2 separate regions of the Homo sapiens genome follow, and region 2 is linked to region 1. A link is an interaction called in ENCODE POLR2A ChIA-PET data of the cell type or tissue named here. Cell type or tissue: CD4-positive, alpha-beta T cell. All regions are shown on one strand. Links, peaks and the distances in the headings refer to the core of each region. The heading gives the core; the rest is flanking DNA. Region 1 holds the start of KCMF1 (potassium channel modulatory factor 1). Region 2 holds the start of VAMP5 (vesicle associated membrane protein 5).

Evidence for each region. ChIA-PET counts read pairs that join two places held together with the same protein. Peaks named below come from ENCODE experiments on the same cell type or tissue, not always from the same donor. Only the 100,000 strongest peaks of a DNase experiment are listed, where the experiment ranks them.
Region 2: POLR2A ChIA-PET joins it to region 1 with 13 read pairs; 2 of 35 experiments call an interaction of 5 or more read pairs at or near these places.

The regions. Positions count from the first base shown.
Region 1 is chr2:84,966,964-84,983,893 of GRCh38, reverse strand. It overlaps KCMF1 (potassium channel modulatory factor 1), which reads right to left and starts at 12,733. Exons shown (of 7, transcript NM_020122.5): 1 at 12,427-12,733. The coding sequence starts at 12,442. RefSeq lists enhancers at 8,377-8,918, 8,919-9,460, 13,727-13,806 and silencers at 11,859-12,948, 12,979-13,228. In CD4-positive, alpha-beta T cell, for the core only: no CTCF peak of the experiment used is centred there; no DNase peak of the experiment used is centred there.
Region 2 is chr2:85,579,028-85,590,806 of GRCh38, reverse strand. VAMP5 (vesicle associated membrane protein 5) reads right to left here and starts at 6,376. Exons shown (of 3, transcript NM_006634.3): 1 at 6,314-6,376. The coding sequence starts at 6,316. VAMP8 (vesicle associated membrane protein 8) reads right to left here. Exons shown (of 3, transcript NM_003761.5): 2 at 11,640-11,779; 3 at 8,776-9,231. The coding sequence ends at 9,091. RefSeq lists a silencer at 6,105-6,454 and enhancers at 5,744-6,699, 9,191-9,844, 9,845-10,499, 10,500-11,153. In CD4-positive, alpha-beta T cell, for the core only: no CTCF peak of the experiment used is centred there; a DNase peak (open chromatin) is centred at 3,016.

The DNA.
Region 1 (16,930 bases), core at 4,491-9,490:
AGGTAGGATTGCTTGAGGTCAGGAGCTCAGGACCTGCCTGGGCAACATAGGGTGACTCCATCTCTATAAAAAATACAAAAGTCAGCCGGACGCAGTGGCTCACGCCTGTAATCCCAACACTTTGGGAGGCCAAGGTGGGTGGATCACCTGAGGTTAGGAGTTCAAGACCAGCCTGGCCAACACAGTGAAACCCCATTTCAACTAAAAATACAAAAAAATTAGCTGGGTGTGGTGGCAGGTGCCTGTAATCCCAGCTACTTTGGGAGGCTGAGGCAGGAGAATTGCTTGAACCCAGGAGGTGGAGGTTGCAGTGAGCTGAGATCACGCCATTTTACTCCAGCCTGGGCTACAAGAACGAAATTCTATCTCAAACAAACAAGCAAAAAAAACAAAACAAAAGTTAGCCAGGTATGGTGGCACATGTCTGTAGTCCTATCCACTCAGGAGATTGAGGTATGAGAATCTCTTGAGGATGGGAGGTCAAGGCTGCAGTGAGGTACGATCACACCCCCACACTCCAGCCTGGGCAACAGAGTGAGACTCTGTCTCTTAAAAAAAAAAATTTAAGACTTTGTAAGAAAAAAATGTAAATATATCATAAACAATTCTATGTCAGTTACATGTTGAAATGGTATTTTGGATATAGTGGGTTGTTATTTCATTATTAATTTCACCTCCTTTTTTAAAAATGTGGCTACCAGGGAATTTAAGATTATGTATGTGGCTTACATTAGATTTCTATTGGATAGCAATGGTCTATGCCAATTCTGCAAGTAGATTTGTTATTTCTCTTCCAATGGTGGCTTTTAAAAAGCTTGTAGAAAATATGATCTAGAATAACGAAGAAACATGAAAATATACAGCATGTCTGACTCAGAATGAAGACCCTTGATACTGATCTAATATAGGAACACTTGTATTTCTCATCTACTGTCACTTGACGTTCTTATCACCAGTTTTCCTAGAGAAGAGAAAATCAGTCCCACCTCTGTGACCACTATGTATATTCATATGTATAGCCATACAAACACACTGTATAATTTACATTGACTTAGAACCGCAATTAACTACATACAAATCCCTAACAGTGTCAGACTGAACATCAAGATCTTTGAACATGAAAACTACCTGGGTTCCCATTCACCATCCAACCATCCTCAACTCCCAGCATGTATTTCAATATCATAGAAAAGAAGGGCCGGGCATGGTGGCTCAGCCTGTAATCCTAGCACTTTGGGTGGCGAAGGCAGGTAGATCACCTGAGGTCAGGAGTCCAGGACCAGCCTGGCCAACATGGCGAAACCCCGTCTCTACTAAAAATACAAAAATTAGGGCATGGTGGTGCATGCCTGTAATCCCAGCTACTCGGGAGGCTGAGGCAGGAGAATCACTTGAACCCAGGAGGTGGAGGTTGCAGTGAGCCGAGATTGCGCCACTGCACTCCAGCCTGGGCGACAAGTAAGACTGGCTCAAAAAAAAAAAAAAAAAAAAAAAAAAAAAAAAAGAAAATAAGGAACACATCTGTAACTCCTTTATATAATCCCTGCCTGCTCTACTTCAACATCCTTAACTCCTAATTTAGAAAACTTCTCTGCTTACACTGCCAAACCTCTACAACCACAGAGGACACCAAAGGAGAATACTGGTGGAACAAGAACAGTAGGGTACAGCTATTCACCCCAATAGTTGTTAGTTATCTAACCATTCACAAAAACCCGTAACACAAAAACTACACTGAACACAAAAATAAATGTTTAATCCCTTTAGCTCTTTTCTAAGTATCAAAAGATAATCACAAATCTATGAAGAATTGCCAGGCACAGTGGCTCACGCCTGTAATCCCAGCACATTGGGAGGCAGAGGCAGGCGGACCAACTGAGGTCAGAGGTTCGAGACCAGCCTGGATAACATGGTGAAACTCTGTCTCTACTAAAAAAAATACAAAAATTAGCTGGGCATGGTAGTGGGCGCCTGTAATCTCAGCTACTCAGGAGGCTGAGGCAGGAGAATCATTTGAACCCAGGAGGCGGAGGCTGCAGCTGAGCTGATACTGCGGTACTGAACTCCAGCCTGGCCGACAGAACCAGACTCCATCTCAAAAAAACAAACAAACAAACAAACAAACAAAAAGCCTGGAGAATAAGACAGGAGTGCTGCTGGAGAGACCCTTTACTTTGCTGAGTAGGGAGGATGACAGAGTCTCAAAGGAACAATAAAAGTCATAACCAAATAATAAATTATAATCAAATATACCTGTGACTGTTCCAAGTCAACTCATCAACCTAGTACTCTAAAAAGTGACTCTCCTAATGAAAATCCTCTTACTGTAGAAAAAGTTGATATCATGACACTGGCACTGAGTACCAGCAAAAGAGATTAAAAAAACATTAAAATTCAACAGAAAAGGCCAGGCGCGGTGGCTCACGCCTGTAATCCCAGCACTTTGGGAGGCCGAGGTGGGTGGATCACGAGGTCAGGAGATCGAGACCATCCTGGCTAACACGGTGAAACCCTGTCTCTACTAAAAATACAAAAAATTAGCCGGGAGCGGTGGCAGGTGCCTGTAGTCCCAGCTACTTGGGAGGCTGAGGCAGGAGAATGGCATGAACCCGGGAGGCGGAGCTTGCAGTGAGCCGAGATTGCACCACTGCGCTCCAGCCTGGGCAACAGAGTGAGACTCTGTCTCAAAAAAAAAAAAAAAATTCAACAGAAGATAATGTGCAAACCTAATTAGTCATGATATCAAGATGCTTCATCCACTTATTCTTCTGCTATTTCTTCTAGCTGAGGGTAATACAACTGACCCACTCTTCTGATCTCAGTTTTTTTTTTTCTAGTAGCAGTGATTAAGTTACAGGGATCCATCTATACTTCTTTGCCAGTACCCCCGTGGCCACTGGCAAAGTTTGATGGACTGCTGGCTGGCACTGTGGCCATAGAAGAGATGAGGCTAGGCTGGGTGTGGTGCTTCACACCTATAATCCCAGCACATTGTGAGGCCGAGGCAAGAGGATTGCTTGAGCCCAAGAGTTCAAGACCAGCCTGGATGACACAATGAGACCCTATCTCTACAAAAATTTCAAAAATTATTCAGGCGTGGTAGCACATGCCTGTACTCCCAGCTACTTGGGAGGCTGCGGCAGGAGGATCACGTAAGCCCAAAGGTTGAGGCTGCAGTAAGCCTTGTTTATGTCACTGGACTCCAGTCTGGGTGACAGAGTGAGACCCGGCCTCAAGACAAAAAAAAAAAAAGATATGAGGCTAATTGACTGTGTATATGAATTGGATGAACTCATAATTCTACTTTGCTACAACTCAGAGAGCCAACAACTAAAAACAATTCTACAGGCAGTTACCATGGTTAACAAACACCAAGAGGGCCATCAGGGATGTAGCAGAGAGGGAATGGTGGAAGGTGCCTAACAAGGCAATTCATTCATCTCTTGTTCATTTCATTGGGCAGTGTTTTCACTTCCTGGTACCCAGCTCTCAAGACATTCCATCAGGCGTGAGAGCTGGTTTTCTGTTTCCAACATCCTGTAGCTACAGATCCATTTCCAAGCTTCACACCCACCTTGCCTGTCTTTCCTCTGCCAACACCCACCTGGCCACTGGTCCTTACCAACCCAAGAACAGCCTATCTTTTCCTGGCTCCTCACTTCCTTCTCATGTAATCTAGGTAATATGTTCCTTTAGGAAACTGTCTGCCTTATCCCAGATCTTTAACATAAATCAAGACATGGCTAACATATAAAAATAACTGGCTGGGCGCAGTGGCTCATGCCTGTAATCCCAGCACTTGGGAGGCTGAGGTGGGCAGATCACCTGAGGTCAGGAGTTCAAGACCAGCCTGACCAACATGGAGAAACACCATCTCTACTACAAAAAAAAAAAAAATACAAAATTAGCCGGGCGTGGTGGCGCATGCCTGTAATCCCAGCTACTTGGGAGGCTGAAGCAGGAGAAACACTTGAACCCGGGAGGCAGAGGTTGCGGTGAGCCGAGATCGCGCCACTGCACTCCAGCCTGGGCAACAATAGTGAAACTCGGTCTCAAAAAAAAAAAAATTACCAAATTTTAAGATGCTCTGATCTGTATACTGCTTACGGGTTCTTTTCTCAATTTTAATGAATAACTTCAAAGACTGAAAAAATACCTTATAATTTTAAGGAAATGAAAAACATCATGGTCCTTAGCACAACACTAAAATTAATTAAAAAATTAATCTTCTATAAAAAAAGACTTTTATTAGGAACAGCATTCTACTTTTAACTTTTATGAATATGCAGTTTAGGGAGCGCTTCCTTTGAGTCCATATGCATGAAAGTAGCCCCACAGCTATATTTATAAAGTGATTTTTTTTTTTTTTTTAGACAGAATTTCGCTCTTGTTGCTCAGGCTGGAGTGCAATGGGTGATCTCAGCTCACTGCAACCTCCGCCTCCTGGGTTCAAGAGATTCTCCTGCCTCAGCCTCCCGAGTAGCTGGGATTACAGGCGCCTGCCATCACGCCCAGATATTTTTTTGTATTTTTAGTACAGATGGGGTTTCACTATGTTGGCCAGGCTGGTCTCAAAATCCTGACCTTAAGTGATCCACCCATCTTGGTCTCCCATGGGATTACAGGCATAAGCCACAGCGCCCAGCTCATAAAGTGATTTAAAAAACATTATTTCTAGGATAATTCAATGACAGCTTAGCCTTCACTAAAAACTTTTGGAGCTTCTAGTTTAAAAACAAAAAAAACATGGCCAGGCGCGGTGGCTCACACCTGTAATCCCAGCACTTTGGGAGGCAGAAGGGGGAATCACTTGAGGTCAGGAGTTCGAGACGAGCCTGGCCAATATGGTGAAATCCCATCTCTACTAAAAATACAAAAATTAGCCAGGCACGGTGGCTCATGCCTGTATCCTAGCACTTTGGGAGGCTGAGGTGGGCAGATCACCTGAGGTCAGGAGTTCGAGACCAGCCTGACCAACATGGACAAACCCTGTCTCTATAAAAACACAAAATGAGCCAGACATGGTGGCGCATGCCTGTAATCCCAGCTACTCGGGAGGCTGAGGCAGGAGAATCGCTTGAACCCAGGAAGTGGAGGTTGTGGTGAGCTGAGATCGCGCCATTGCACTCCAGCCTGGGCAACAGGAGCGAAACTCCATCTCAAAAAGCAAACAAACAAAAATTAGCCAGGCATGGTGGTACATGCCTGTAATGCAGCTACTTGGGAAGCTGAGGCAGGAGAATTTATTGAACCTGGGAGACAGAGGCCACAGTGAGCCGAGATCATGCCACTGCACTCCAGCCTGGATGACAGAGTGAGACTCTGTCTCAAAAAAAAACCCAAATACATTGTGCACATGTACCCTAAAACTTAAAGTATAAAAAAAAAAAAACCCAAAAACCAAAAGACAAAAAACCTAGGCAAATATATATGATAGATATCATAAAGTTGATGTTTTGAAAATAAGTTATGATGCATGGATTTCTTTTAAAAAGGTTGCAAAGCTTAATATGAAGGGGTCTGTTTAGTTATTTCACATCATAAGTTTCATAAGCTGCTACTGTGAAAAAGTTACCATCTTACAAGACTGCTGCTAAGGCTGGGCACGGTGGCTCATGCCTGTAATCCTAGCACTTTGGGAGGCCGAGGCGGGTGGATGACCTGAGGTCGGGAGTTCAAGACCAGCCTGACTAACATGGAGAAACCCTCTATCTACTAAAAATACAAAATTAGCTGGGTGAGGTGGCGCATGCCTGTAATCCTAGCTACTCGAGAGGCTGAGGCAGGAGAATCACTTGAACCTGGGAGGCGTAGGTTGCGGTGAGTTGAGATCGCCTCATTGCACCCCAGCCTGGGCAACAAGAGCGAGGAAAGAAAAAAAAAAAAAGATTGCTGCTAAAACATCTTAAAATCTCAGACTAAAAGGAATCTCTTCCAAATTGAGTTCCCAATTTGAAACAAGAACATGTAGTTATGTTTTACTACATTTTAACTTAAACATGAATATAAAAATATGGGAAAATGAGCTTCAAAATGAACTTTAAATGAAATTATGAAATCAAAGACCCCAGAAATTAAAATGTGATTCATTTTCCCATAAATTTACATTCTTATATATTCTCTATTGAAAGTCAAGGTAAATGTAATTTACGATTTATTCAAACTGAAAAAGTTGCTGGGCATGGCAGCTCACACCTATAATCCCAGTACTCGAGAGCTGAGGTGGGAGAATCACTTGAGCCCAGGAGTTTGAGACCAGCCTAGGCAATACTGGAAGATCCAGTCTCTACAAAAAAGAAAAAAAAAAAAAGTCGGGTGTGGGGCGCACACCTGTGGTCCGACCTGCTATGGAGGCTGAAGTGGGAGGATTCTTTGAGCCTGCGAGGTCAATGCTGCAGCGGGCTATGCTGGTGCGCAGCATGGGCGACAGAGACCCTGTCTCAAAAACAAAAAACGAACTGAAAAAGTCTTAAGAATGTCATAATCTGTTAACAGATTACAGTTAAAGTACAATAAGTTGTAAGAAGACCTGATGGTAAGGATCTTATCAGTGGGAGTCCACTTACATTTCTATAGGGAGGCAAAAGGCACTGCATTAAAATCACATGCTAATTACCAATCTTGGCTTTGCAGTCCCCAAATCCCAAAACCAAATTATTTCTGTCTATATGTGTGCTTCAGTGGCAGATAACATTTTTTGAGAAGAGAAAATTAAGGCTAGGAGCAATGGCTCACACCTGTAATCCCAACACTCTGGGAGGCTGAGATGGGAGGATCACTTGAGCCTGGGAGATGGAGGTTGCAGTAAGCCAAGATCCCACCAATGTACTCTACTCTAGCCTGGGCAACAGAGAGTAAAAAAAAATAATTATAAAAAAGGAGAGAGAGAGAGAAAATTAGAATCTACTAAGAAAAGAGTGGTACAACTTTCAAAAAGTTGGAGCTGCCATTCTACAATGTATACATATTTCAAAACATCATGTTATACATGATAAATATATACAATTTTTGCCAATTAAAAAAATAAAAACAAAAAAAGTTGGGACTAAGTAGATTAATGGCCTACGTAGTCTTGTATTTTACATTTTAAAAATAAATAGTATCAGATACTTCTGAAACTAGCATAACAATATGACCACCTGCTCATTTATCCACTATCATTTTTACATGTGAAAATCTTCAAAAAGCTAGAGAAATTATAAATCAGATAAAGATAAGGACTCTACTTGAAATCTCAATTTGTTTTTTTTTGTTTTTTTTTTTTTAAAGAAATAGGGTCTCTCAGCCTCCCATCTAGCTGGGACTACATGTGCACATCACTGCAACCGGCTTGAAATCTCAAACAATTTTACCCAAAATCAAAAGTAGCCCAGAAAGAGTTAAGAAGGTGCTGGGCGTGGTGGCTCATACCGGTAATCCCAGCACTTTAGGAGGCTGAGGTGGGTGGATCACTTGCGGTCAGGAGTTCGAGACCAGCCTGGCCAACATGGTGAAACCTGTCTCCACTAAAAATAGAAAAATTAGCCAGTAGCAGTGGCAGGTGCCTATAATCCGAGCTACTCGGGAGGCTGAGGCAGGAGAATCACTCGAACACAGGAGGTGGAGGATGTAGTGAGACAAGATCACGCCACTGCATTCCAGCCTGGGCGACAGAGCGAGACTCTGTCTTTAAAAAAAAAAAAAAAAAAAGGAGTTAAGAAGGCACTCAAGAAAAAAGTGCTAGAATCACAGTAGAGTACCTCTCTGAAATTTGACAAAATTAGTAAAAGTTGGCAATTACTTTGTCATCAGTGTTTATCCCTTCCTTATGGCATGTTTCACAATGCACTGTGGAAGCTACGTAAAAAATGCATCTTCCTTGCCAGACTTAAAGTAAGGAGCTGCATCTTATTCACTTAGCCCCACATTCCTTGGAACCTAGCAGACTGCCTTACACATAGTAGTGACTGAAAGGTTGAATGATTTAAGGCGACACATGTACCTAGATCCAGGTAATCAATTAGGCTCTAATCTATGCAAGAACATTCATGATTTCATTTTAGCTAATAAGCAGCGAGCAATTTGTTAAGTTGCTTTTTTTTATTTGGAAAGCTTTAAAAGTAGATTTTAAGCTCTGAATAACATACTTACATTTTAAATGTATTTGAAAGTATGATAGTGAGACATTTTAAAAAATACATCAAGATAAAAAATGATTGGGTTCACTGTGAACTAGACAGTGTTGGCAGGGTGAACACAAAGTGGGTGCTAAAGTCTATAAAATGTTAACATGACAAGAACACCACAAAGTGAGTTAAAAGTGGCCCTACAATTCTCACTGGAAAAGTATTAACGGGCAAGCAGGAAAAATGTAGGGTACTGCCATCTCCACTAAGGGTCTGTAGGGTGGGGAGCCTGTTGTCCACTCCTGAGGAACAATTATTTCCATTCCTCATGGTGCTGCTGAAAAGTGAAGTACGGAGGAGCTGGTTCAGTCTGTGAACTCATTTCCCATCACCCAAAGAAAATGACGGAATCCCAAGCTGACTGGGCCCCTTCTAGACTCTTGATAGTTCAAGCTCTATCAACTCTCTAAAGCGCCAGTCTAGGGCAGAGGTAAAGTAAGGCAAACTACAGCCCTCAGGCCAAATCCAACCACCACTTTTTTTTTTGGAGATGGATTCTCACTCTGTCGCCCAGGCTGGAGTGCAGTGGCACGACCTCAGCTCACTGCAACCTCCACCTCCTGGGTTCAAGCAATTCTCTGCCTCAGCGTGAGCCACCACGGCCGGTCCACCACCAGCTTTTATATAGCCCGAAAGTTAAGAATGGTTATTTGTATTTTTGAATGGTGGGGGTGTCAAATGACAAATCATATTTCATGACACATGAAAATTATATGAAATTCGGCCAGGTGCGGTGGCTTACGCCTGTAATCCCACCACTTTGGGAGGCCGAGGCCGGCGGATCACGAGGTCAGGAGTTTGAGACCACCCTGGCCAACATGGTGAAACCCCATCTCTACTAAACGAAATACAAAAATTAGCCGGGCGCAGTGGTGGGCGCCTGCAATCCCAGCTACGCGGGAGGCTGAGGCAGGAGAATCACTTGAACCCGGGAGGTGCAGGTTGCAGTGAGCCAAGATCACGCCACTGCACCCTAGCCTGGGCAACAGAGCAAGACTGTGTCTCAAAAAAAAAAAAAAAAAAAAAAAAAAAAAAAATATATATATATATATATATATATATATATATATGAAATTAAAATGTCAGTGTCCACAAATAAAGTTTTAATTGGAACAGAGCCATGATCTTTCAATTACAGGTTGTCTATAGCTGCTTTCGTACTATTACAGCTCCGCCAAGCCTGCAATGTTTGCCACCTAGCCCTTTACAGAAGAAGCATGCTGAACCCGGGACTAGAGCATCTCTCTATGCTCCTGGTTGCATTGCCTTTCTCAGAGGCACTGCTTCACAAGGTTGAGCCTTCAAGCTTGACAGGTGTCCATCTCAGGACTGTGTCATCCAAAGTTACATTAATAAAATCATAGGATTTAGTGTAATTCATTAGGGTGGGTACAAAGACAAAGTAACATATTACCTGCACACATAAGGCCCTGAAAAGGAAGCACCAAGCAAGTACAACATGATAGGCTTGTTCAAACCTTTTACCAGACTATTATATCCAGTTCAGGATCACACTACTGAAAGGAAATGAGAACTACAGAGAATTTGGAGGTGGACAGATGACTGAGAGTGCAAAAATTACACCACTAAAGAAACACGGAGGCTGGGCGTGGTGGCTCACGCCTGTAATCCCAGCACTTTGGGAGGCCAAGGCGGGTGGATCACCTGAGGTCAGGAGTTCAAGACCAGCCTGACCAACATGATGAAACCCGATCTCTACTAAAAATACAAAAATTGGATGGGTGTGGTGGCAGGCGCCTGTAATCCCAGCTACTTGGGAGGCTGAGGCAGGAGAACTGCTTGAATCTGGGAGGTGGAAGTTGCAGTGAGCCGAGATCACGCCACTGCACTCCAACCTGGTGACAGAGTGAGACTCCAGCTAAAAAAAAAAAAAAAAAAAAAAGAAAGAAATAAAGAAAAAGAAAGAAAGAAAGAAATGCTGAAAGAAATGGGATTCTTTGGCCCAAAAAAGGCAAAGGTAAGAAAAGAACTAATAGCAAGGGTGCCAAACACTGTATTTACTGATAGGTCAAAGTCTTACTGATGACAATAATGACAGTCTGAACTAATATTCCACAAAATATGTATCTAATGAGTTAAATGTGATTCGTGAGACTGCTATTCCTGTCTTAGGCCATAAACTAGACCCTTGAAAGAGAATCACTTGTCGAATATTGTACTATAAGTCTTCAACAGATGTATTTAGGTATGTTCCTTTTTCATTAGGTATGTTCTATTTACTGACATTAACATAAGTTACTAGGAAAGGTGTGCTACTAGTGTGCTGAGGTTCAGCAATATTCAAGTAACTAAAAGGTAATATAAGTTTCATAACCACACACCTTTGCACAGCACCAAATGGGGGGAAATGGGCTTAAATTACAGAATATATGTTACATTCAAGAATGTTCCAAATATGAGATTTTAATTACTCTAACAGAGCACTGGGGGTGAAGGAATTTTCTTCCCAGGACACTTCAATTAGAATGCTCGTCTGGAACTATCTGTATGCTTTCTTAGACCAAGGAGAATGGGTCTGAAACACTCTTCCATGGCTGTGATTCTCTAACTAACCCTCCCAGTTTTCAAGAGTAAGAGAGCTTGCAGCCATTGCTCACTTTTGTTTTGTCTTGAAGGTGGTCAATGTACACAGGACTACAGTTTAAGATAAACTTTAATATCCCAAATTGAAAACTGATTATAACTTTAATTACGAGTTCTTAAAATTACAGAGATAAGGATACATTTCGATTAAGCAGACGAAGTGGGGAAAAGAGGCATAGCTTCCTACTTCTGTGTCCCTTTCAATGAGGCTAGGTACCTCATTATTTCAAAATGCCCAACACTTGAACACTGTAAGTACTCAACAAATGCTTTGCGAAGAAAATATAGTATATTTCATATTAGTTTTGTAACTTTTAAAATACAGAATCGTTGAACACAGAATGTTGAGTCAATTTCAACGTCGCAATTAGTAATGCGAATTTTGAAACTTGTTCTAAATACAATTTTAATCAATCTGAGTTTTTCAGCCTTGAAATTCTAAGGTCCGTATTTCCCAAAGAATATCCTTCCCATAGTGCTAAGCACACACTAAACTGACTCACTAAACTTTCTCCACTCCTACATCACCTATACAGGATTTTAAAATCCGGAGTACACAAACTTTCAAGCCACTTCTACAATCTTGTATTAACCTTAGCAGGACAAACTTTTCGCCAAGACTCTTAACACTTTTTATCCAAAAACCTGTAGTAGTGAAACAAAGAAAACACAACCCCCTCCTCCTTTTCTAAACCATATGGCAATAAATTAAAGTTAACTTATTTCTTACCAGCTCAAAGCCTATACATCGACCCTAAACATTTGTCTCTTTGTGCCCTGGGACTGGGCTTAGAGCTGTCTGCTTATTTGCAACTGTACTCCAATCGTGTTTTAAAATGGCAAAACAAGGTCCAAAACGACCCCCGACCATGAACAGACCTCACCATCGTCATTTTCCAAAACCTGGTCTGGTAGGCAGCACATGCCGGCGAGGGCACCAGGGCCGCGGGGAGCGAGCCCTGCTCCGCCTGGGTGACTGAGCAGGGAGTTTGCTTGCTGCGGCGGGGTCGGATCCACCCCGGGAACTTGGTTACCCGAGCCCAGGGACGCGCCGAGGCCTAGCCGCGAGGCCGGGGCGGGCTCCAGGCGGCGAGGGCTTCCCGTCCCTTGGCCGCAGAGCCTTCCCGCCAGCCCCGCGGTCGCCCGCAGGCGGGGACACTCGCCGTCGTCTCCCGGCGACCGGACGCGCCTGCCGGGTCCCGGGCCGGCTCTTTTGCCTCCTGCTGCCGCCCGCGGCCCGGCTCTGCGACCACACCGGGCTCTTCCGGGGCGGCGGGAGCGCTAGGCCGCGCTGGGGCCCGCGGCTCCTGAACCGGCCGGGCGGGCCTTGGCGTCCGGTATCAGTCCCGAAGGCCGAGCTCCCGCCGGTAACGGGCCCCGCCGCCTCCCCTCCCCCTCCGCCCCATGACAGTGCAAACCCTCCGGCCGCCCGGGCCGCCCCGCCTCCAGCACCAGGCCCAGCTAAGGGCCGCGGCCGTGGCGGCAGCGGCGCCGCGGCTCTCCGCCCTCGCTCGCTCGCTCCCGGGTCCAGCGCCTCGGGCCCGGCTCGGGCTCGGCCAAAGTCTCCGCCGCTTCCCGGCCGCCCTCCGCCGCGCCCGGCCCGGGCGGGGTAGGCCGAGGCCCGGGAGGTGCGGGTGGGGGCGGGGGCTCCTCTCACCTTCATGTCGGGACATCCTAGTTCAGACGGTGGCGGCGCGGCCCCTCCCGGGCTCCGGCTGCAGTGTCCCCCGCGGGGTCCCGGCGCTGCCCGCGCCGGCCGGCCGACTCCCACTCGACTCCCGGGCTCGGCCGCGGGGGCGGGGTGGGCAGGGGAGCGCTCCCGCGGCGGCGGCGGCGGCGGCGGCGGGGAGGCGGCGCGGGGCGGGAATGGGGCCGGGCCTGGTCGGGGCTGAGCTCCTCCAGGAGGCGGGTCCGACGCCGCAGCTCCGCCGGCGCCCGCCGTGACTCCGGTCACTCTCGGGCCTGCCGGCTCCCGGCAGCGGCGCGGCGCTCCGCAAATCCCGCTCCTCCCCTCCCCCGGCCCACCCCCCGCCCCTCTCCCCCGGCTCCCGGCCGCCGCCTCCTCCTCCTCCTCTTCCTCCTCCTCCGCCTCCTTCCGCCGCCCGCACGCCAGCCCCGCCTCTCGCTGCCCTCGCCGGGCCCAGCCGCCCGGAGGCCCCGCGGCCGGCGGTCGCGACGGGGGCGACGCGGCGACGGCGGCTCGGGGCGCGGCGCTTGCCCGCGCTAGCCAGCAGGCCGCGATCGGGCGCCCGTGCCCAGCCTCGGCCTGGCCGCCGCCGCCGCCGCCGCGCCGCGCGTAGGGAGGAAGAGGAAATGCCCGGCGCCGGCTCCCGCTGCTCACCGGCGCGGCCCGAGGGGCGCCCGCCCGCCACGCCGCCCCTAGCCCCGCCTGGGGCGGGCCTAGGCCGGGCTATAGGGGCCAGGGCCTTGGGCTGCGCCGGCCGCGGGAGGTGGGTGCTTCTCGGCGGCGAGCTGCGACTCGGAGAGACTCCTGTCCGCAGGTGCATGGCTTCCGGGCGGGCCTCGGGCAGCGAGCTCCAGCCCCACTGAGAGGCCGCGGACCGCCTGGGGACTTGTGTTTGTGTGTATTTTAAGCCAACAGCCCAGAAAGGGAAGGCGACTGGCCCCCGGTCTTCGCCAGTGTTTCCCGGCCGGGTTACTGGTGGTCAGGAGGGAAGCCAGGAGGCTGCCGGGCTCCGAGGCCGATTCCTTGCGAACCATCTCCGTTAAAGACTCCGCGCCGGGCAGCCCGGGAGTCCGGCGGTACCCGCGCAAACTTTGTCCCAGCGCCTTGGCTCACCGTGAATGCCCTGCCTTGAAAATTTGGAGTTTTTTGTTTCCTGAAAGTGGTCTGCTTTTCCGATTTTATCTGTGTTTTCCATTTTTACCTTCTTATTGTCAATTTGTTTTCAGGCATTATTAATTCAACAAATCTTTGTACTGCCCCTTACCACGTGTCGATGGTTCCGTGGTTTGGTGGAAATAGATCGCGCTTTGAAGTCAAGACGGATCGGCCATGGAATTTTGGCTCTGAGATCCTCTGTGTAACCGTGGATGAGCTACAAGGCCTGCTGAGCCTCCATTTGTCTGGTTTTTGTGGTTGTTTTAATTTATCTTTTTCCATTTGAAGTTGTGGGTTTTGCATAAAATTGAACTGTTACCAGGCTAAGTCAACTGAAATTGGAATCTGGGGTACTGCTTGCTTTGAGGTTACTCTTATACTGTCCACCATTTGCTGGCTGTGTGATCTCTAAACCTCTCTGTGCCCTGACTTTTCTATCTTTAAAATGGACGTAACAACAGAGGTTTAATAATAAGAGGTTTGGAGGTTAAGTGCTAAAATGCATATAAAATACCTAGCACAGGACACAGTAAAAAGATTGTTACCGTATTTCATTGAATCTGGTTTTAAGACACTTCCTGATTTCAAAGAAACTAAAAGCTCATCTTGAAGTCCAGGAAGTAGGTTTTGGGTCACTCAGAACTCCCAAGGGACTGTATTTGGTAGTAACTAGTGATAAACAAACTGGAGTTTAAATGAGGACTTTGTCACCAGAGATATTTTTATTGCCTGTATGGAGCTCCTGCACAAATTTATTCCATTTCTCTTGTAGAAAGAGATCCAACCTGGCCGTAAATGGGGTGTGGTGGAGTAGAAAGAAGGGTATTAAGTAAAGCTCTGTGTCGATGCCTTTCTGAGCATTTTACGGTGTTGGCATATGTGATCCTGGGTATCAGGAGCCTCAATTTCTTGGGCTGTAAAAATGGGGAGAACAACGCTGATCCCATTGTCTCCTGATGGGTAAGTGATGTCTATAAATAAATTGTATAGAGATTAAGGCATTATCAGTGCTGTAGTCTGATAAAATGGTGGAGCAGATAGGAAAGCCTACAACAGTACTGAACTGCAGGAGGGACTAAGAGTAAATATAGAGATTTCATTTGCTTGGTTTTGCAGAGGGTTAGCTAACTAAACAGATAACTTTGTTTTCGACAGTTACTTCATTTTTTTCAGTCAGGCAAGAGTAAGGAGAGAGTAACTAAACCATTTTTTTTCCTCTTTAAATAAGAGTAAGCAGAAATATTATGGTTATTTGGGGTTTTCATGACCTTCATTCACTTAGCGGTCAGGCTGTTCAATTTAAAACAACCTTTTGCTTGCTGCCCTGCCATATGGGAAATTTCATTTCCAAAAAAAGGATTAATTTCCAGCCTGGGCGAAACCCTATCTCTACGGAAAATATAAAAATTAGCGGCCAGGAGCAGTGGCTCATACCTGTAATCCCAGCACTTTGGGAGGCCGAGGCAGGTGGATCACGAGGTCAGGAGTTCAAGATCAGCCTGGCCAAGATGGTGAAACCCCATCTCTACTAAAAATACAAAAATTAGCCTGATGTGGTGGCACGCGCCTGTAATCCCAGCTACTTGGGAGGCTGAGGCAGAGAACTGCTTGAACCTGGGAGCATTCCAGCCTGGATGACAGAGTGAGACTCCGTCTCAAAAAAAAAAAAAAAATTAGCTGGGCGTGGTGGCATCCGCCTTTGGTCCCAAATACTCAGGAGGCTGAGGTGGGAGGATTGCTTGAGCCCAGGAGGTCGAGTCTGCAGTGAGCCGTGATTGTACCACCACATCCTAGTCTGAGTGACAGTGTGACACTCTGTCTCAAAAAAGAAAAGAAGATCAAGAAGGATTAATTTAAATCCTTATACCAAATTGTCTACCAAATGATTTTTGTTCCACTCCAGAAATGTTTTCCTCCAGTCCCTTCCTCTCTCTGCACCCTCCTGAGTTCTCCTTTCTTCTGTGGACAACTGTAACTAATGCGTGTTTTTGCTAGGCTGACCCTTCTTTCATACTATGGCCCAATTATGTTTTTTCAAATAAGCTAATGGATGTAAGCACTGGTGAAATCTGAATAAGGTCTGTAGTCTACTTGATAGTATTGTACCAATGTCAGTTTCCTGGCTTTTGATATTTTTCCATAGCTTTGTAAGATGTTCCCATTTGAGAAAGTGTACCTGGGCCCTCTTTGCAACTACCTATGGGTAAATGATTATTTCAAAGTAAAAAATTAAAGTATAGGGACAGAAATTAGATCAATGGTTACTGGCAACTGGAGCTGGGGAAGGGTGGACTGATCACACTTTTTGAGATGATGAGAATATTCTCTAACTTGATTGTGGTATTTACATTACTGGATGACTCTGTGAATCTGTCAAAACTCATAGAACTATACACCTAAAAGGGTGGTTTTTTTTTTTTTTTTTTTTTTTAGATGAAGTCTCGCTCTTGTCCCCCAGGCTGGAGTGCAATGGTGTGATCTCGGCTCATTGCAACCTCCGCCTCCCGGATTCAAGCGATTCTCCTGCCTCAGCCTCCCAAGTAGCTGGGATTACAGGTGCATACCACCACGCCCGGCTAATTTTTTGTATTTTAAGTAGAGGCGGGGTTTCACCATGTTGGCCAGGCTGGTCTCGAACTCCTGACCTCAAGTGATCTACCCGCCTCGGCCACCCAAAGTGCTGGGATTACAGGCGTGAGCCTCCGCACCCAGCCAAAGGGTGGTTTTTACTTCTATATAAATTATACTTCAGTAAACCTGAATTAAGATAAGGAAAGCAAGCTCTTGGCCGGGTGCAGTGGCTCACGCCTGTAACCCCAGCACTTTGGGAGGCGGAGATGGGCGGATCACGAGGTCAAGAGATCGAGAGCATCCTGGCTAAATGGTGAAACCCTGTCTCTACTAAAAATACAAAAAAATTAGCCAGGCGTGGTGGTGGGCATCTGTAGTCCCAGCTACTTGGGAGGCTGAGGCAGGAGAATGGCGTGAACCCGGGAGGCGGAGCTTGCAGTGAGCCGAGATCGCGTCCAGACCTGGGTGACAGAGCGAGACTCCCTCTCAAAAAAAAAAGAAAAGCAAGCTCTCATCACCCCAGCCTCCTGGGGCTTGTAGGATGAAATGTAACTTTAAGGCCCAACGTGCTTTTCCAGCATACGGACTCTTCCTGCCAGCGCACCCTGGGCTTCCTTGTACTGTATTAATTCCTGCCCCTGTGCCTTTGTGCATACTCTTCCTTCTGCTTAGGTGGAGCATAGGAAAGTAAAGTCAAAATTCGGGTTCCCTGTACTCCTGTAAGCCTTCCCTGCCTCCCTTAGGCAAA
Region 2 (11,779 bases), core at 110-5,109, 610 kb before region 1:
GCCCTGGTATAAGCCAGAAGCCTAGGAGCAGGGACATTTCAGGGAGATGAATACCAGTGGATTAGCAAACCACAGAAACTCCTTCCTCTTAGCCTACTTCCCCACAGCCCATCCCTGTTCCCTTCCCCTCCTTACAAGAAGGGCAAGCTTCTTTTCCTGCCAGCCCACGTCACCCATTGTCTACAACAGACATTTTGGCACTTGACTGAATTCCACTTAAAACCAGAAAACTTAAGTGTTAGAAGAGATCTGGTGGTCACAGAGGGCTACCTCCCACTCAGCCAAGAATCCTCCTTCAGGATCCTTGCAGCTGCTTGGTATACAGCCTCCAAGAATTCCCACTGTATGAGTCCTATCTCCCCAGCTGGACCACAAACTCCCAGAGGGAGGGCAGGGAGCAGTGCCCTGCCTTTGTCCACCACCATCCCACCGGGAGGCCAGCACAGTGCTGACCATTGCAAGCAAGGAATCAGTGAGTGGGCCAATTACGATACAGCCTAACCAAAAGCAATTCTTATTCTCAAGAGATGTTCTCCCAGCATGTTTTTCTAGCCCTGCATGAGTTTCGAGGGGCAGGCATTTGAAACCCAAATAGGTCAATATTTACCCATGAGCTAGAAAAGCAACCTGCTTCAAGAGAGGTCAGGCAAACCACTGTAGGGGAGGCTGCGCTCACAGGCTGGAGGAAGCAGTAAGCAGGAAACACAGAGGAACAACGAAGAGAGCAGGGAAACTGCACTCTCACCTTTTCCTGAGTCAACCGTCATCACTATTATTACTACTATAGCATTCAACAAGGCTCCATCATTCAATCCTTTGAACTTCCCCACATTCAAATACTCCAAGGCAGGCTGGGCGCAGTGGCTCACACCTGTAATCCCAGCACTTTGGGAGCCCCAGGCAGGCAGATCACTTGAGGCCAGGAGTTCGAGACCAGCCTGGCCAACATGGTGAAACCCTGTCTCTACTAAAAATACAAAAATTAGCCAGGCATGGTGGTGCATGCCTGTAATCCCAGCTACTTGGGAGGCTGAGATGGGAGAATCGCTTGAACCTGGGTGGCGGAGGTTGCAGTGAGCCGAGATCACACCACTGCACTCCAGCCTGGGCAACAGAGCAAGACTCCATCTCAGCAAACAAAACAAAACAAAAAACAAAATTAAATAGTCCAAAGCAAAAACTTGAGAATGGATAAATACTCGAAAATAAGAGTCACTGCTAGAGACTGGGAAAATGCTGGATATTATCTTTTTATTTTCTATTCTAAATGCTACAGCTGTTGTTACCTTATTTTTCAACAAGGGGTGATATTTGGGTCACATTCTCCAAAGAGCTGGCTGTGCTTCCAGCTGTAATCTGGACCAGTCTCCCCCAATGCGAAGCCAGGCCTGCCTGGAGCCAAGATGGACCCAGGCCTAAAAGAACACATTCGCTCCAGGGAACACAGAGGCCTTAGACTCAAGTCTCGGGCCCTCCTTGGCCCCCACTCAACCAGAGGAAAAAGGACACTGACTATATACACAGGTCTCTGCTGGCACTGTGAGAAATAAAGCTCCAGGGACCCTGGAAGGAGGTAAGCAAGAGGACAAGGGCCATACTGCCTTACGCCACACTGTCACTCAGCATAATGTCTGCAGACAGCAGAGATGTGATAAACAGTTCCTGAATAAATGGTGCCTATATTTTTAAAGATGGGGTCTTGCTATGTTGCCCAGGATGGTCTTGAACTCCTGGGCTCAAGCAGTCCTCCCACCTCAGCTTCCCAAAGTGCTGGGATTATAGGCATGAGCCATCATGCCTGGCCTAATTGTGCCTATTCTTAAAGAGACCACTTTGCCCTGGGGAAAAGACACATGTAATACAATTAGAGAAGAGTAAAGAGTTACACTGTGCGATACAGATAGTAAGTATCAGAGCTGCCACAGAGAGGGTGCCATGGTGGGGGCGGGTGACCCCTTGAAGGATGACATGGAGCAGGGACATTCTTGCACTGAGAGATAGGGATACACCCTGACAGTGAGGACCAGGCAGAGGATGGGAGGGATGGGGCAGGACAGAAGGCAGAAAAGGTCAGGTAGAGAAGACTGGCTCCAAGCGACTGATAAAACTTAAGAGCTAGTGTGGTTTTTGAGCCACGGGTGACAGTGAAGAAGTGCTTCAGGATAATTTCTCTATTGGTGGTAGACAGGCACAGATAGAAGTAAGAAAATGGCAGAGAGGCCAGCCAGAGGGGTGGAGAAGTACCATCAGCAAGACTGCCAGGAGATGGCCACCAGGCGGGAGAGGGGTGACAAGCAGAGCGTGGAGAAAGGAAGAAGGGTGAGACAGGCATTTCTGAGACCTGAGGCCAGAAGCCTGCAGGGCTTGGAATTTTGAGCCAGGGCGAGAGGGGAGCAGTTGTGTAATTGCCAGAGAGTGGCAGTTACACAGGAAATGTTCTTGACAGACTGTTGCCCCCTGTACAGAATATCCCCTCTATGACACTCAAACCTCTCAGGTTTTTCTGGGCTCAATCTCTTTGATTCCTCCTATGAAAACGCAGTTCTCAAAACCACACCATCTGGGCCAGGCACGGTGGCTCATGCCTGTAATCCCTGGACTTTGGGAGGCCAAGGTGGGCAGATCATGCCTCTACCAAGAAATACATAAATTAGCCAGGCAAAGTGGTGCCTGCCCATAGTCCCAGCTACTCGGGAGGCTGAGGCAGGAGAATTGCTTGAACCTAGGAGGCAGAGGCTGCAGTGAGCCAAGATTGCGCACTGCACTCCAGCCTGGGCAAAGGAGTGAGACCCTGTCTCAAGAAAAAACAAAGAAACAAAAACAAAAAAACCTCCCTATCCTAACTCTCCTTGTCTCCCCATCTCCTGTCTAGTATCCAAGAAACTGTTCTAACTGTCGTCAGATGAATGGGCGCAAGTACCGGTATAACATTGCCTCCCTAAGTCGGCACTCAGCTCAGAGACTAGGAGCAGGGCTCTGCTTTGCACCCGTCTGTTGAAATCCTGCTTCTGCCACTCACCAGCTGAGTGACTGAGACTGAGGATATGACCTTTCTGACCTCCACTTCCTCTTCTGTAAAGTGCTGATAATAATGTTAGCTAAGGATTATGTGACTTATTGTAAATCAAAAGCTTAGCACAACGCCTGACACATACTAAATGCTCAATAAATAAGAGCTATTATATTGATGTGGCCCACATTTCCCTAGCTCCTTTTTTTTTTTTTAGCAGTCAGATCTCAAGAATTGTACAATATGGCCAGGTGTGGTGGCTCACGCCTGTAATCCCAGCACTTTGGGAGGCCGAGGCAGGTGGATCACAAGGTCAGGAGTCTGAGACCAGTCTGGCCAATATGGTGAAGCCCTGTCTCTACTAAAAATACAAAAATTAGCCAGGCGTGGTGGCGGGCACCTGTAATCCCAGCTACTCGGGAGGCTGAGGCAGGAGGATCACTTAAACCTGAGAGGCAGAGGTTGCAGTGAACTAAGGGCCACTGCACTCCAGCCTGGGCGACAGAGCGAGATTCTGTCTCAAAAAAAAAAAAAATTGTGTAATACAGGTGGTCAGTAAAACCTCTTCGTTTTATAAAATGCACAGCCAAGCAAGCTCTTCCCTATGGCAAACTTGTACACATAGTACACATAATTGTTTCTAACCTGTGGCTCAGAACTTTAAATGGGCTTTTGGTAACTTGGTAACTAGCATCTAGTTTATTTTCTTTCTTTTTTTTTTTGAGATGGTGTCTCACTCTGTCGCCCAGGCTGGAGTGCAGTGGCGTGATCTCCACTCACTGCAAGCTCTGCCTCCTGGGTTCACGCCATTCTCCTGCCTCAGCCTCCAGGGTAGCTGGGACTACAGGCGCCTGCCACCACGCCCAGCTAATTTTTTGTATTTTTAGTAGAGACAGGGTTTCACCGTGTTAGCCAGGGTGGTCTCGAACTCCTGACCTCGTGATCCACCTGGCTTGGCCTCTCTCTCAAAGTGCTGGGATTACAGGCGTGAGCCACCGCGCCCGGCTGCATCTAGTTTATTTTCATCTGGCACGGCAGGCTGTTGAGGTTTTACATCTTGAGCAAGAATAACAGCCACCATCCAATGGGCACATACTCTGAGGTAGGCACTATGCTGCTTGCTGTTCATTTGCTCTGTCTCATTTAATCCTCACCCAACAACCCATTGAAGGCCATATTATTAACCCAGTTATTTTGTTTGTTTGTTTGTTTGTTTTTGTTCTGAGACAGCCTTACTCTGTCACCCAGGCTGGAGTGCAATGGCGCGATCTCAGCTCACTGCAACCTCCGCCTCCCAGGTTCAAGCGATTCTCCTGCCTCAACCTCCCGCATAGTTGGGACTACAGGCGTGTGCCACCACACCCGGCTATTTTTTTATATTTTTAGTAGAGACGGGATTTCACCATGTTTGCCAGGCTGGTCTTGAACTGTTGAACTCGTGATCTGCCCGCCTCGGCCTCCCAAAGTGCTGGGATTACAGGTGTGAGCCACTGCGCCTGGCCTTTTCCCAGTTTTATAGGAAACTTTGGCTCAGAGGTGTTAAATCACCTGTCCAAGATCACAGAGCCAGTGAGTAGAAGATCTGGGAGTTGAACCAACACAGACTCCAGGCACCACATTTGTAACCCGTGTGCTAAATTAGATGCAGGTACAAGGAGGTCAGACACTTTAGCTGATTGGCTAAAGAATCTGGTTGATGCTACCAACCTAATTTGTGTGCATATGAGGGAGGCCTGTGGCTCAACACACACATTCTTTGGAGAGAGGATCATCTACAAGATTAATGAATTCAAGTAATTATTCATTCCATTTCCATCTTTCCCATCACTGCTTTGTTCCTGCTCTGTCCCCTATACTTGTCACCATGCTGGCATGAAGGACATTTCCAAGAAATCCTTGTTGGTTGAATGAGTCATAGAGAAGAAAAGAAAAGTGAAAGGAAGAAGGACCAGGGAGGGAAAGGGGATGGGTGGAAGGAAGGAAAGCGCTAAAGGGGCAAGAGTGAAAGAAGAAACAGGAAGAGGCTAGGAGATGGATGGGTGGAGGAGCGACCTCCCCAGCCTCTCCTCCACAGACTGCCTCAAATGTACCCGTGAGAATCCCCAGGTTTCCCAGTATCCTCCTCCCCCAATAAAATATCCTGCCTTCAGCCTTCACTTCAGGAGCTTCTCCCAAAGAGCTAAGGGCCGGCTGAAGCCCACCCCTACCCCTGCCTGACCCCTTGCCCTGCACACCCTTAAGTGGGCTCTGGGCTCTGCCCTATTCTCAGAGCCTTCCTCAGCTTCCTGGCCTGGCCTCAGAGCTCAGTGCTACCTTCCTGCCCCACTTCCTCTTCCTGCCTCCAAGTTCCCTGGAGATAAGGCCATCCAGGCATTGACCCCTAGCCAGGCCACATCCATCACACCTCTGTCAGTTTCTCCAAGGCAAAATCTTAAAGCACCAAGCCTACTTCCTGCCCAGTCCATTTTCCCAGGAGCCCTAGGGAAAGGGAGAAACTGGCACCAGCTGTTCCTGACATCTTTGCCTTGGAGATGGCAAGTGAGGACAAAGGCCAGGATCTGCAGCAGGAGTGGGGATGACTCAACTCAGGAATGTGTCACTAGGTAGAGGTTAGCAGGGAGTCAGGCCTGTGCCATACACTGATAACTTCAGTGGAACTTTCAGAGTAAACATCTCCCTTTCTCTTTCTCTAGGGGAGGAGTTCGCCCTCCAACACCCTGCCATGGGGCTGGAATGGCCTCTGCCACCCCATCTGCTCAAGTTTCCAACTCCTGAGCCAGGCTTGGCTCCTCACAGCTGCGGAAAGGGCTGACGAGGTCGTTACATTTCCTACCACTTCTTAGCAGTGGGTTCTGAGTGCCAGGCGGGTCTCTGCCACTGTGGCTCCTTTAACCTCGCAAGGACCCAACAAGGCAGGTATTACTGACCCCACTTCACAGACGCGGAAAAGGAGGCTCAGGGAGGTTAAGTGACTTGTCCCGGGTCACAGAGCTGGGATCCCAGCCCGGAGTCCGACTCCAAAGTCGGTGCTCTTAACCGCTTTGCTTCAGGAGAATGGGGAGCCCGAGTCCCGCTCGCTCTGCGCGGTGCAGCCAGGACGGGGCTCACGCATTTCTCTCCCATGCGGCGCGCAGGGAGTGGAGGGTCCGCCCCGTCCTGCTCCAGCAGTGGTCACCGCCTCAGGTCTGGCCCTCGTGGGCCCCAGGGGAGGCCCCAGCCCGCGGACTTTGGACTCCTCTCTCCCACCCTCGCCACTCGCCCTCTGCCCGTCGCAGGGCTGGCCGGCCCCGCCTGGGCCCTCACCATCGCTGCTGCCGCCGCCGCCTCGCCCGCTCCCGGCTTCTCTGCCTGCGGAGCGGCCGCAGTGCCAGCGGCCCCGGAGGAAGAGCAGGGGCGGGGCGGGGCGGGCCGCCGAGCGAGGGCGGGGGGCGCGCCTTCCGCGAGTGGCGACAGAAACCAAGTCAAATCGAAAGCGATGGGCCACAGCGACCTGGGTCCGTAGAGTCGGACCCTCCCGGGCCCCAGGAGCCTGAATTCGGATGACACCTCTGCCTGGTGAACGGGCACACCTCGGGGCCGGATCTGTGGAATGGGCACAGTGGAGTGAGCCCTGGAGTCTTCTAGCTCGAGTTCAGCTGAAAAGGCATCATTCATTCACTCAACAAACACCCTATGAGTGCCACGGTCAGGCACCATACTAGGTCCTGGAGACGCCATGAACAAGCCAGGCAGGGTCTTTATCACCCTGGTGAGTGCATCTCACCCAGAACCAAAAACAGGCACCCAAAAAGTTTTGAAACTAAAGACAAGTGGTGGTTGCACAACATTCTGAATACATGTCACTGATCTGTACACTTTAAAATAACAAACTGTACATTGTGTGACTTTCACCTCTATTCAAAAAGAAAGCAGCCCCACATGGGCAAAGTACTAGCTCTAGCCTTTCTGTATGTCTTTCCTCACCATGAGGGCAAGTGCAGCTCTGTGCTGTCATGCACCCGCCATGCACTTGCTCCTCAGTCAGAGGATGGGGGAGGCTGGTGTATCTACTACCACTTCAGAGCCTTCCTGAGCCGAATCTACCCATCCTGTCCTCTCACTGCTACAGAGAAACCACCAGCTACCTGTTCTCCACTACTCCAAGCTGCCTCGGACATCTTAAAATAAGGTCCCTCGTTTTTTTTTTTTTGTTTGTTTGTTTTTTTTTTTTGAGAGAGACAGGGTCTCACTATGTTGACCAGGCTGGTCTCGAACTCCTGGCCTCAAGCAGTTCTTCTGCCTCAGGTTTCCAAAGTGTTGGGATTACAGGTGTGAGCCACTGGGCCTGGTCCCTCAAGTGAGGCCTCTCTTGACCAACAGAATTGAAAGTTTCCCTCTCTGGGGCTGAGCCTCTGTGAATACAGAAGTCCCAGACCAAGAGGGTTTCACAGACACTCACCCCCACCTTGGACAGCCTGGGTCCCAAGGCAGAAGCTTCACTTCAGTTCCTTACACCTTGAATCCAGGAGAGAGAGGATTAACATGTTGTAGCAAAGACTACCCCAAGCCTGGGCACAGTGGCTCACACTTGTAATCCCAGCACTTTGGGAGGCCAAGGTGGTAGGATTGCTTGAGCCCAGGAGTTTGAGACCAGCCTGGGCAACACAGTGAGACCATGTCTCTACAAAAAATACAAAAATTAGCCAGGTGTGGTAGCACACACCTGTGGTCCCAGCTACAGGGGAGGCTGAAGCAGGAAGATCTCTTAAGCCCAGGAGATGGAGGTTGCAGTGAGCCATGATCACACCACTGCACTCCAGTCTGGGCAACAAAGTGGGATCCTATCTCTGAAAAAATAAAAATAAAAATATCACAAGGGTCTTTTCTGACCTTTCCTCCTCCCTCCCCAAATTTCAGAGCATGATTCTTCCAGAGCCTGACTTGCCAATCTGGTCCCAAACCCTGACTCTCAACCCTTCCCCTTCTTCCTGACAACAGGTTGTTTCCAATTCTGGAAAGCCTGTGGAGGAAACAGGAACAGAGATAGCAAGAACCCTCCCTGCAAACCAAGGCGGACTGGGCACTGGAAAAAGTGACAGTGATGGTGGAACCTGGTAGGGAGGAGGGGGGCCTGAAGACAGAAAGGCTTATTGTGCACAGAGGGGAAGAAGAGCCATTGGCCCTGTCCTGTGACACTGACTGACTGACTGTGCCCAGCCATGGGATGCCAAGGAGAGATGCTTGCCCCCTCAGGACAACTGAGACCCAGAGGCCTTGCTAAGTCCCAGAAGACAAGGACAGAGAAAAGACAAATAAAACATGCAGAAGCACAAGGAAAGGAATAGCAGTCCATTTCCTCCACCCCTCGGCTCTAGACTACAGGGTCGTTGAAGAGAGATGGCTCTGGTGGAAGAGGCAGGAGGATTTCAACCAGCTTCATGCCTCAGCTAACAATTCCAGAAGAAGAGTACTACAGGGCCATGGCAGGACCCAATGGGAACACTTAAAAATCTTGCATACCACCCCAAAATGCTATGAAGGTTTTGAACTTTCCATATGCCAAGACTCCCAGAAAATTCTTGTTCTTGAGACCTGTGACAATGAATGGAACTGGGAGGAATAAAGACAGGGTGGGGGCTCCAACTTTCTTCTCCAAACATATACTCTTTGCCCTTCCAACAACTTGGACCTCAGATGAGAGAATTTTAGCCAGAAGGTATCCTCAGGAAGAAAAGAAATAGAAAAGCCAAAGGCAAAATGGGAAGAGAGAAAGTGCCTCACACATATAGGGATACTGAAAGGTCTTTATTACCCACTGGCCACCAACAGTTTCCCAGCCACATGCTGGGCCCTCTAGGTCTCTCCAGCCCACTCTAAGGACCCAAGAAATGCAGCCACAGTCCATCTCTCTTTTTTCTCTCCTTCCGGGGGACCAAGGTACCTTCTGGGGCATACAACATGGCAGCAGGGCCTCGGGAAGAGGGGTAGGAGGACCGAGCAGCATTCTCTGTAGAGGAAGACAGGAAAGGAGACCCTCTTGGCACACATTTATGGAGGGTTGTCCCTGAAGAGAAGGGCAGGTGGGAGAGGTTCCCTGTTACTTAAGAGAAGGCACCAGTGGCAAAGAGCACAATGAAGAGGATGATGATAAAAACAATCACGCAGATAAGGACAATCATCTTCACGTTCTTCCACCAGAATTTTCGAGCCACCTTCTGCGATGTCGTCTTGAAGTGCTCAGACTGTTGGGGAAAAGGCAGAGTGAGTGACCCAGTGGCTCCTCCCACTGGAACAAGATTATAAGAGTACAAGTGCAGCCCACAGGCCATACTTTTTTTTTTTTTTTGAGATGGAGTCTCGCTCTGTCACTCAGGCAGTGGCTCGATCTTGGCTCACTGCTGCCTCCACCTCCTGGGTTCAATTGATTCTCCTGCCTCAGCCTACTGAGTAGCTGGGATTACAGGTGCCCACCACCACGCCCAGCTAACTTTTGTATTTTTAGTAGAGAGGAGGTTTCACCATGTTGGCCAGGCTGGTCTTGAACTCCTGACCTCAGGTGATCCACTCGCCTTGGCCTCCCAAAGTGCTGGGATTACAGGCGTAAGCCACCACGCCTGGCCTTGTTTGTTTGTTTTTTGAGACAGTGTCTGGCTGTGTCACCCAGGCTGGAGTGCAGTGGCACAATCTCAGCTCACTGCAGCTTCCATCTCCAGGGCTCAAGCAATCCTCCCACCTCAGCCTCCCTAGTGCTGGGACTACAGGCACATGCCACCACGTTCAGCTCAAGCCATACATCTTAATACTGACACTGTAAGCTGAGGTAACAAACTGCTAAATAAAAGATGCTCTGGCCGGGTGCGGTGGTTCACGCCTGTAATCCCAGCACTTTGGGAGGCCGAGGTTGGTGGATCACCTGAGGTCAGTAGTTCGCGACCAGCCTAGCCAACATTGTGAAACCCCCTCTCTACTAAAAATACAAGAAAATTAGCCGGGTGTGGTGGCAGACGCCTGTAATCCCAGCTACTTAGGAGGCTAAGGCAGGAGAATCACTTGAACCTGGGAGGCGGAGGTTGCAGTGAGCCGAGATTGCGCCATTGCACTCCAGCCTGGGTAACAAAGCAAGACTCCATCTCAAAAAAAAAAAAAAAAAAAAAAAAATGCTGTATCTGCCTACCTTGACAAATGTACCTTCCTAAAAATCTGGAAGGCCGGGTTGAAATTTAGAATTCTCAGGATCCTAGGAGGTCTCCACCTAGATATGACTAGGGGTCCCCTTTCTCTTCTTACCCCTGCACACTGAGGGGTCCTCGACACCTGCTTACACCCAAGGGTACAACACTGGCAGCAAAATCTGCCCTTGGGAGGGCAGACCCTGGGACTGAGGGGTGCAGGCTCCAGGTGGGCACATCTCGCAGCTCCAGGACTCCTTGCCCCATCGGGACTGCTGAGGCTGGAGGAGGGACCAGGACAGGATAGAGGGTTGGAAGTAAGGGAACTCCTCCTCCTCCACCCACTCTTCCCCATGCCCAGCAATTCAAGTTATAGACACTAAATTTCCTGGGGCTTGTCCAGACATGGTGGCTCAAGTCTGTAATCCCAGCACTTTGAGAGGCCAAGGCAGGTGGATCACCTGAGGTCAGGAGGTCAAGACCACCCTGGCCAACAAGGCAAAACTTCGTCTCTACTAAAAATACAAAAAATTAGCCAGGTGTGGGGGTGCACACTGTAATCCCAGCTACTCAGGAGGCTGAGGCACGAGAATCGTTTGAACCCAGGAGGTGAAGTTTGCAGTGAGCCAAGATTGCACTCACTCTAACCTGGGCAACAGAGTGAGGCTCTGTCTAAAAAAAAAAAAAAAATTCCCGGGGCCATGCTCCCCAAATTAAGCTACAATTAAGCTACAGAAACAGGCAATGAGCCCCAGGGAGACAAGGGAGCAATACCCAAGAGCCAAGAGTTCACACAGGACTCAGAAAGCCAGAGCCAGCCTCCCCGCTGAACACAGAACTTGAGGCTCCAGACTTTGCTCAACTTTGGAGTTACTTCCTCCCTGAAACAGCTGGCCTCAGCCCCTGGCTGGAGAGAGAGAAGAATGAGGTCTAGCAAGATGTGTGGGAGATATTATTTTAGCCTTCATCTAGCAGGGGACCCTGGGATCAAAGCATTTCACTGCTCTTTCCCCCTTCTTTTTAAAGCCTACTCAGCAAGACGCCAGCAATTTCCCACCCCTTGTCTAACAGCTCCTAGAGAAGGCTAGAGGCCACAGCGGGGGTTTCCTCAGAGCCAATATTTCTGCCCTGGGAAGGTCAGACCCAGATGATTGTCATGGGCAGGCTTCAAAGGGAAAACAAGTTTCCCGGGAGAGAAGCCTGAGAATGCATGGGCTGACTGAGCTTTCGGTCTCAGAACATGCCTCTATGGGCGAGCTGCCACCTCAAGCCCCAGTCATGGGATCCATTCCCTGGGATCCATAACAATCTGTGGAGCAGAGCAGATTCAGAAGTGGAGACTCAGCTCACATCAGCTCCCAAACCAGGTGAAAGGCAACAGAAATGTCAAACTTCTGGCCCTCCTGTCCATTTTGCCCCACCAAAAAGAAATTCCCTCCCTCCCTGTTTTCCTCCAGCCCCCAGTGGGCTCCCTGTCTCACTGTGGCTTCCAGATCCTCTGTCTTGTTGCGGAGATGTTCCAAGTTTTCCCCCCGGGCCAGGATCCGCTCCACATTCTGGGTCATAATATTCTTAACTCCCTCCACCTCACTTTGCAGGTTCCGCACACGATCATTTCCTC